2 separate regions of the Homo sapiens genome follow, and region 1 is linked to region 2. A link is a loop called in an ENCODE intact Hi-C map of the cell type or tissue named here. Cell type or tissue: sigmoid colon. All regions are shown on one strand. Each heading gives the region's core, and the rest is flanking DNA. Links, peaks and the distances in the headings are about the cores only. Region 1 has its middle 9.1 kb from the start of LINC02764. Region 2 has its middle 94 kb from the start of LINC02762.

Evidence for each region. Hi-C counts contacts between places; a loop is a spot of excess contacts. Peaks named below come from ENCODE experiments on the same cell type or tissue, not always from the same donor. Only the 100,000 strongest peaks of a DNase experiment are listed, where the experiment ranks them.
Region 1: a loop joins it to region 2, with 2.3 times the contacts of the local background. A loop is called at or near these places in 1 of 110 quality-filtered maps.

What each region holds. Positions count from the first base shown.
Region 1 is chr11:112,562,658-112,567,051 of GRCh38, reverse strand. No RefSeq gene overlaps it. Among named protein-coding and RNA genes, the nearest start is that of LINC02764, 9.1 kb to the right of the region's middle. In sigmoid colon, for the core only: no CTCF peak of the experiment used is centred there; a DNase peak (open chromatin) is centred at 2,522; H3K27ac peaks cover 860 bases.
Region 2 is chr11:112,362,733-112,367,126 of GRCh38, reverse strand. No RefSeq gene overlaps it. Among named protein-coding and RNA genes, the nearest start is that of LINC02762, 94 kb to the right of the region's middle. RefSeq lists an enhancer at 435-1,634. In sigmoid colon, for the core only: no CTCF peak of the experiment used is centred there; a DNase peak (open chromatin) is centred at 1,976; H3K27ac peaks cover 2,615 bases.

The sequences.
Region 1 (4,394 bases), core at 272-4,271, 200 kb before region 2:
GTTAGGACCATTCATGTAGCTCTACATTATTTTGTCTTTGAAAAAATCACTGAAGAAAAGGTGTGATCACAAAAGATTATCTTCTCCAAGGCATGGTTTCTCTTATCCCACTCTGAATATGACACAAAATTACTATATATCTTTTATCTTACAAGACTCACTGCATATTTATAATATCTTTAGCATGATGAATTAGTAAATTGTACAGATTGAGTCTCTATTTCCACATCTTCCGGCAACTCTAAACATTTATTTGTTTGAACTTCTTCTACCCTCATTAAAATGATCCTTGCTTACTAGAAAATAATCTGTACTACTTCCCATAAGCATTTCTGAATTTCACAATACTGAATGTCACAGCAAGAACCCAGACCTCTCAAGACCTGCCCTTACCAATTTATATGTAATTAAGACATCCGTTAATGAGCGCACATCCTCCACTGGAAGGTGCAACACTGATTTGTTCTCTTTGCCGAGAAGGTAGACTGCTGGGATTCCAGCCAGAGGAGAGACAGAGACATAGAGACTGGCTGTACATTTAAGAAGCAGCATTGTCAAGGTGCCAGAGAGGGCATGGACCTTGAGATCCATCAGCGGTTGTCAAATTTCCTCACTAAATATTGTTCCAGGGGTAAAAATACAGAAAAGTTCATCTCGACAAATATATAGTGAGCACTATATAACCATGTGCAGGGCACAGAGCCAGGGGCTAGGAAAAGAACTATGAATCAGTGAGGATAATCAACATAAGTGCCACCCTCAGATAGTTAAAGGTCTGATAGAGGAGGCAGCTGGTCAACAGGTCATTTCAGTCAAGTGTGGTCATTGCTCCATTCATACCCTCTTAGACCTGCCCTCAAGAGGCCTTAATACCCAGGGCCCAAGTTCCCACAAACCCCAGATATCCCAGAGATCAGTTTGGAGAATTCCCACGCTGGGAACTTCTGCTTTTCTTCAGCCAACATCATACACGTAAAGAGGTCTGGGAGTAGATATTTCCTGGTAGTGTTTGCAGTGTCATTTACCATTTATGTCACCTGTCATAGGAGCCATTATAATATTTGCTTAAGTATTTAAATCAAGTTCTTTAAGCCAGTGGTTGCTGAGCTTTAATTAAAGCGTATTTGCATACATTAATATCACTCAGCTTCCCTACATTTTAACTGTATTTTTGCATTCAAAACATGACATTTCAATAACAATAGTTGTCAGTGCCTGGGCTCTTATTTATGCCACAATTACAGATCCTGTTAATTACAGCCCGGGTTGGCTTTTCCAGCTCCTTCTGACACAGTCTGCATGCAGCCACGGCTTCTAGTCTTTAAGCATGTGCATTTCGGTATTTAAAGAGCAGCTCCACCATGCTGCAAAGGTTTTTAAAATGTCGGGCTCCTGTTTTCTATCTCCAGCCCTGCTGATGTTCCAGCCTTCAGGAGTCAGGAGAAAAAATGCAGCTTTTGTATCAGAGACTATTGGGCCTGGCAGCTTCTGGGTAAAATTCTAGTCCTTACTAATGATGGATCTGATGTGTTAAAAGCTGAGGACCAACTTAAACTCTGATCCAGACTGCATCTTGTCTGCAGTTAAAATAGTGAAGAAAGAGAAAGTAATTTTGGTGGACTATGAATGCTTTGAGTTGCAGGTGAAGGAATAATAGGGAAATTCTCACCTCGTAAGCGTTGCTGAGTATTACTGGGGGTGGATAGCTGCTGTTTAGTGAGTGCCAATGTAAGCTGGATGGTTGGCACCATAGAGGGTTTGCCCTCCTGGGGAATTCCTGCTCCTACTTTAGGATTTGGTCCAAGTCACCCACCTCCCCAGACAAGCTAAGTTACTCTGTCCCCTTTGTGCTCTCGAGGAATCTTCTCCTAGCCTTGTTAGGGCATTGACCACTACTCATTATTTTCTCTCTCTTTCCAACTAGACTATGAATTCCTAAGAAAAGGAGCCATACTTTATCTCCCCATACCTGACACCAATGACCCCAAAGAAACATTTCTGGAAATGAGAAACCATAATACCAGACTCCCAGGGTCTGAGCTGGCACCAACAATCAGGTAAGGGCCCTAGTTGTGGGAAAGACCAGGACTAAAGGCCAGGACCATACCTGAGAGAGGGGGGCCTGTCCCCTCTCATGGTTTAACCAGCCAGCCCACAAGTTGCAGGCATCCCAGGTCCAGGTGACCCAGTTCCACCCCTGCAGCCTCACCAATCAGACCCTGGACTTTCCCTCCCTCACTCCAGGAAAAATGTTCTTAAATCAGAAAAGCAAATGGCTTCCAGCATCCTAAAACTGCAGAGACAGCTAAAGAGAGAAAGCTCTTCCAAAACAGCCTTTGTGGCCACAGTGGATTTCTGAACTCTGTGGTGAAGCCAGAGGAGTGAAAAGTCAGCCAGAGGTTTACATTTCCAAACACTGAGGCTGGAACAATAAACAGTGCTCTCAGCAGGCAGAGAGACAGCCTGATTTGGGTTTCTCTTGTTTATCCAGATACTCTCCAGCAAGCCCTAGCTCACAAACAATCTGTGTGTCTACCGTGAGTCCATGAGTCACTGACCTCTGGGAGCCAGACAACGTTTCCTGGGTCTGACAACAAAGTGACAGCAAATATCTCTGCAGTGCAGAGAACAACAAAAGATGCTGTGAGCCAAAAACTACTTAGAACCAAACTGGAACCCTAGGGAGGGGGGTGGATGCTAGGCCTGCTTGAGGAGAGTATGTGAACTTGTGTTTGAGCTCACAGGCACCGGTCCAGTCCCATTTTAGCAGCCACTTTTAAGCCCTGTCTATATACTGCCCTCTCTGCAAGCTTTTCTGTCTCCTTGTGTGTTCATCCATTCTTGCACTGCTATAAAGAAATACTTGAGACTGAGTAATTTGTAAACAAAAGACATTTAATTGGCTCACAGCTCTGCAGGCTGTACAACCCTGACATTGGCACCTGCTTGGCTTCTGGGGAGGCCTCAGGGAGCTTTAACTCATGGTGGAAAGAGAAACAGGATTAGGCATATCACATGGCCAGAGCAGGAGCAAGAGAGAGAGTGGGAGGTGCCACACACTTTTTATCAGCTAGATCTCGTGTGAACCCAATCATCACCAAGAGGATGGCACTAAGCCATTCATGAGAGATCTGCCCCCATGATCCGAACACCTCCCACCAGGCCCCACTTCCAACACTGGGGATTATATTTCAACATGAGATTTGGCGAGGACACAGATCCAAACCATGTCACCGTGCGTATCAGTTCACTGCAAAAATATATCTATTGAACACAGATTACATGCCAAATACTGGGCTGGATTCTGGAGATACAAAGACAAATTAGACTCAGATTCTGTCTTACGAGTTTTCCATCTACCTGGAGAGACAAATAGTTAATATTTTTATGGAGTGGTAAGTGGCAATTTCAGAGGGTACAAAGTGTTACAGGTGCAGAGGGGAGGATCACTAGACCCAGCCTGGGCATCTAGGGAAGGCTTTTTGGAGGAGGAGACATCTAAACTGAGTTCAGAAAATAAATTGTGTCCAAATGAATAAAGATGGAAAATGTATTACAGGCAGCACAACCAAGAGGAACAAAGACACAAACATGTGAAACGGCCTGGTGTGTGTGAGAAGCTGGAAGCAGTTGAATGTGACTAGATGTATGTGCAAGGTAGACTAAGTAGAGGTAGGACTGAAGGGACCAGCAGGGGTCAGGTCAAGGAGGGTCTAATGGGGTCCTTTATGTCAAGGGGAGGTGCTTGGAATTTCTCCTCTGGGAAACGGGAAGTCTTTGAATGGGTTTAGGAAGAAAAGTGGCATGAGGAGATCTACTTTTCAGAATGATCACTCGGGTTGCAGCGTGGAGAATGACTGATTAGAGGACACTGTGGAGGTAAAGAGATCAGCTAGGAGGCTGTCACTGCAATCCAGGAGAGAGCTCAGGTAGCAGCAGAAGGTAAGGAGAGTATGTTATGCCGTTCTTGCATTGCTGTAAAGAAATACCTGAAGCTAGGCGTGTTGGCTCACTCCTGTAATTCCAGCACTTTGGGAGGCTGAGGTGGGCAGATCGCTTGAGGTCAGGAGTTCAAGACCAGCCTGGCCAACATGGCGAAACCTTGTCTCTACTAAAAATACAAAAATTAGCCTGATGTTATGGCGTCCACCTGTAGTCCCAACTACTCAGAAGGCTGAGGTAGGAGGTCAAGGCTGCAGTGAGCCGAGATCACACTGCTGCACTCCAGCCTAGATAACAGAGTGAGACTCCATCTCAAAAAAAAAAAAAAAAAAAAAAAGAAAGAAAGAAAGAAGGAAAGAAAAAAGAAAAAAATAAATACCTGGTACTGGGTATTCATAAGAAAAGAGGTTTAATTGGCTCATGTTTCTGCAAGCTGTACAGGAAGTGTAGCA
Region 2 (4,394 bases), core at 249-4,248:
TGTGTTCCAGTCATCTTTGTATCTCCATCCCTTAGCACAAAACAGTTAGGCAGCTATTGCTCAGTAAAGGTTGGAGGGAGTGAGGAATGGGGGGTGGCTTCTTTTTGTGTTGCTATAACAGAATACCACAGGCTGAGTAATTTGTAAACAGAAATTTATTGTCTCACAGTTCTGAAGGCTGAGAAGTCTGAGGTCAAGGCATCAGCAGGTTCGATGTCAGATGAAGACATTCTGTTCTTCCACGATGGTGCCTTGCACGTTGTGTCCTCACATGATGGAAGGCAGGATGAGAGAGAGCCCACTCCCAGAAACCCTTTATATGGCAGCATTAATCCATTCATGAGGGGAGAGCCCTCATGACCTAAACACCTCCCATTAGGTCCCACTTCACAACACTTGCCTTGGGGACTATCTAACACATGACTTTGGGGGGATGCATTCAAACCATACCAGGGAAGAAAGAAAGGAAGAAAAGAAGGAAGAAGGGGGACTCTGTACAATTTAGATATTACCTGCTCACCCCTATCTCATTCATTTGATTTCCCATAAGAAAGCAGTGGGGATTCTCCCCGCAAAGCCTTTCCTCTGGGCTTCCCTCCTTACCGTTCTCTGGGCACTCACCTCTGTGATGGAATATCAGCACAACACAAGGGTAGTCAACAACACAGGGCACACGCTACGATGAGAGAAAACAATCAAGAGGAAAGTTATAGGTTCAGCGTCATTATTCAATTCAGCTTCACCAGCCAGGAGCCAGGAGACCCTTCCACGAACTCTGTATTCCCCAGGTAAGAGCTCACCTCCACACCTTCCACCCATCTCAGCTCCTCCCTGGCCCACCAAGCATGCCCAGATCTGGGCTTTCCCTTACCTATTCCACCCCATTTCTGAAGACTCCAGTCAGCTGATTTCTTCATCTTCCCCAGCTCACGCTCTGCAGTGACATCTTCCCCAACCCCTTCCATCAAGGGCCTGCTCAAGCTTCAGCTCCTCCATGGCTTCTTCCCTGGTGACCCCTCACCATCCTCTGAACAGCACTGGTCATCTGAGCCATACCAATCAGCGCTGTTGACTCTGTGGCTGTTGTTTCATAGCATTTCCCACAGCATAGGGCTATACACAAAATCAGAGCTCAAACACATGACTGAAATGAATTAATACAGCAATTGGCTTTTCTGCAATGCTTCATCCTTTATCATTTCCTTGGTGCATCCTTCCTTCTTCTCCTAGCCCTAACAAATCCCTCTCTCTGAGGCCCCCTTGTTAGCTAAGAATTATGTCCCTTGCCTCTTTTTTTTTCAGGTGTTTTGTTAGAGACACCCTCCAATCACATGGCATGCAGCTCCCCAACATTCGAGCCTACAAGCCAGCCCTGACTTCCCTACAGACATATCTCTGAGCTGGCCTCTCTCCTTGGCTGCTGCACTTTTCTTACAGGTTCTTCTCTATCCTGATCAGAGGAAGCTTCATGGGTTCCTCTCCAATATCTCATACATCAAGGGGACATTAGAAGTGGAAGAAGGGTGTTAAGTTTAAGGTCAGGTTCCAGCCCATGCTGAGGTCCTAAGGGAGTGGGTGGATGAATGGCGGATGGATAGGAAGAACTCTTAGGGGGCCGTAAGTAGGTGAAATGTGGTTTTATTCAGCATCTCTCTTACACTGTCTCCGTCTTGGCTGCTTGCTCCGGTGGCTCCCACATACAGCTGCACAACCAGCTCTCTCTTCAGGGTTAGCAGCTTAACTCTTGCCCTACGGGCACAAGCAAGCCAAGCTGTGTCCTGGCTCCCCCATGTCCGTTTACAAAACAGACAGCTCTGGCTTTCTCTCTCTCTTTCTCTGGACACAAGCATGCCTGTACAGTGTCAGCAGGGAAATTATACCTTTTACAGATGATAGTGGCTCCAAGCCAAGTGATGAGCCTTCCCATGTTATGGCTACATGGCTGTGATTATACAACAAGTGGAGCTATGCTCCTGCGCTATAAACTGGCTGAGTCACGCAGGATGTTTACCTCGGCCTATCCTTGCTTGGCTGCAGTATAGCCATGTTCCTTACAAAAGGCCAGCCACATCACCATGTCAGCTTGTGTGGAATTCATAGCCAACTGACTCTATTAGGTTCTGTTGACATGAGCTGCTGTTAAGTCAGGTTTTTCATCCTTTACAGAAACAACAGATTTTGCGAACCTAAGGAGTGTAATTTAAATTTGTCCCTGTTAAATTTCATCGTGTTAAGCCTGATTGTTCCAGCTGGTGACGATCATGTTGAAGCTTCACTCTGTCCTTTCGATTTCTCAGTAGGGTGGAAACAAACTCAGTGTTTACAGCCTTAATGGGTGGCCTCAATGAAATAATTAACACCATGTCTACATCGGGGCTTTAATTCAGTTCTTGGCCCTGAGATCATAACAAAGCTGGGTCAGCTGAACTGCCTTTTAGGGCTCATTTTCATCACCATAGATAAGATAACCGTTCATTATCTTCTCCCAACCTCACTTCCACTATTAGGCTCCTCCACAGCACTCCCTGTCTCAGTAAATGCACTGCCATCCCACAGGTGGCCACGTCAGGAACTGGGGTTGTGGGGGGAGCGGGTTCCTAATTCCTGTCTCTCCATGAGCCCCACAATTGAATCAGTTCCTTAGCCTTATCAATTGATGATGCCTCCTAAATCAATCCAGTTCCTCAGCCACCAATTTCTCTTACATGTTAGACACGCCTTTGTGCAGGCTTCCTCCTGGCCTGCGTGCTCTTCCCCCTCCTTCATCTATTTATCTTCTACCCTTCAGGTTTCATCTCAAACCTTGCTTCCTCCAGGAAGGCTTCTCTGTCCTGTAGATGAGATCGGAGCCTCCTGCCAGCAGCTTCCGTAACATGGTGCTTTCTCTCTGATTCACCTAACTCACCACACGTTGTTGCTTGTGGAACTCTCCCCAGGTACATCTAAGTTCCCTGAGGATAGAGAAGGATTCTGTTTTGCTCATTGTATCCCTAGCCTACAGTAGATACTCAAAGAATGTTTCTTGAATTATTGCATTAAGTATGGTGCCATGAGTTTGGTTGCACAAGGTTTAAATCACTAGCAAGTGAGTGGGCTCCAGACCCCTAAGGCCTCTGGCATGGGGAAAGCACACCAGCTTTGCCCTCTACGCAGCAGCAGGACCCGGGTGATTCTATGAGCCTCAGTTTCCTCATCTGAAAAGTGAGAGTAAAAACGTATCATATGGGATTGTCACAGGGTCAAAGGAAATTATGCATATGAGTTTGCTCCCAAGCTGAAAAGCATGGTTCAAGCACAGGTCTAACCATAGCCATCCAGTCCCTCTGTGAGTGACTTTGCCCTGGCTTTGGAGGCTGTGCCAAAGTTGCATGGGCTCAACCTTGACCACATGACTCATCAGTGTGGGCTCAGTAAAGTCCAGCAGGTCTTTCTTAATTCCTTCTCAACCCTTTCTGCTATCCTCATTCTTCTGTACTACTGGGCCACTTCCAGAAACTTTCATAACCGCCACTTCTATTGCATTCTCTTGGTGGAGGGTTTAGTGATCCTGAAGGCCCTAGAAATACATGGAATTTAAAACACAAAATGGAGAGCATTGTGCATTTTAGTGAAACAGCAATTAGGAGCAGCAGTCACCATGTACTTGGGAGGGCAAGAGAGCCGAGGAGAAAAGTAATAAAGTGACCTCATAAAGACACTTAATTTCATTACCACCAGACGCAGTTTCCCATTATTGCTCTTGGTGTTTAATGGTTTTATGATTTCATCTATTGATGCTTAGCTAGTTCATTAACTGTGCTGCTAAAAATACAATTATCTCCAACAAACCCTTCATCACTAATAAATGGGGGGAAAAAACTTCCATCATTACCAGAAAGCAGTGGGGTGGACACACCTTCTGTGCAGTAACACTGCAGCCCCAAAGTTTTCATGGAGACTGAGACTGTAACCACACAGGTTTCATGTGGCCAGTTTAGAAATTCAGTCAAGCAACTGCCCTATTATTTGGCTGATTCCAGTTAACTAATGGACTGATTTTGTGCACCCAATTGACATTGACTTTGATTGAGCAGCTGAGTCACAAAGCTGGTGACCAATGTGAGATCTGAGGATCTGCTTAACTGCTCATTCGTTCACCGGGTATTTATTAAGCCCCTACTGGGAGCCAAGCCCCAGGTAGATGTGCAGTGATATGTAAAATAGGCAGGGGTTTTGTTTTGGGGAAGCCTGCAGCCTAGTTGAGAAGGTGTGTCTGCCGGGATCAGGGGAAGGAGAATCCCAGTAATTGAGCTGGGGGTCAAGGCAGAGAGCTCCACTCCTGAGTTGGGGTGTGGGGAGGAGATAGTGGGCACTGAGAAGGGTAGAAGGCTTTCCATTTCACTTAGCATCAAAGC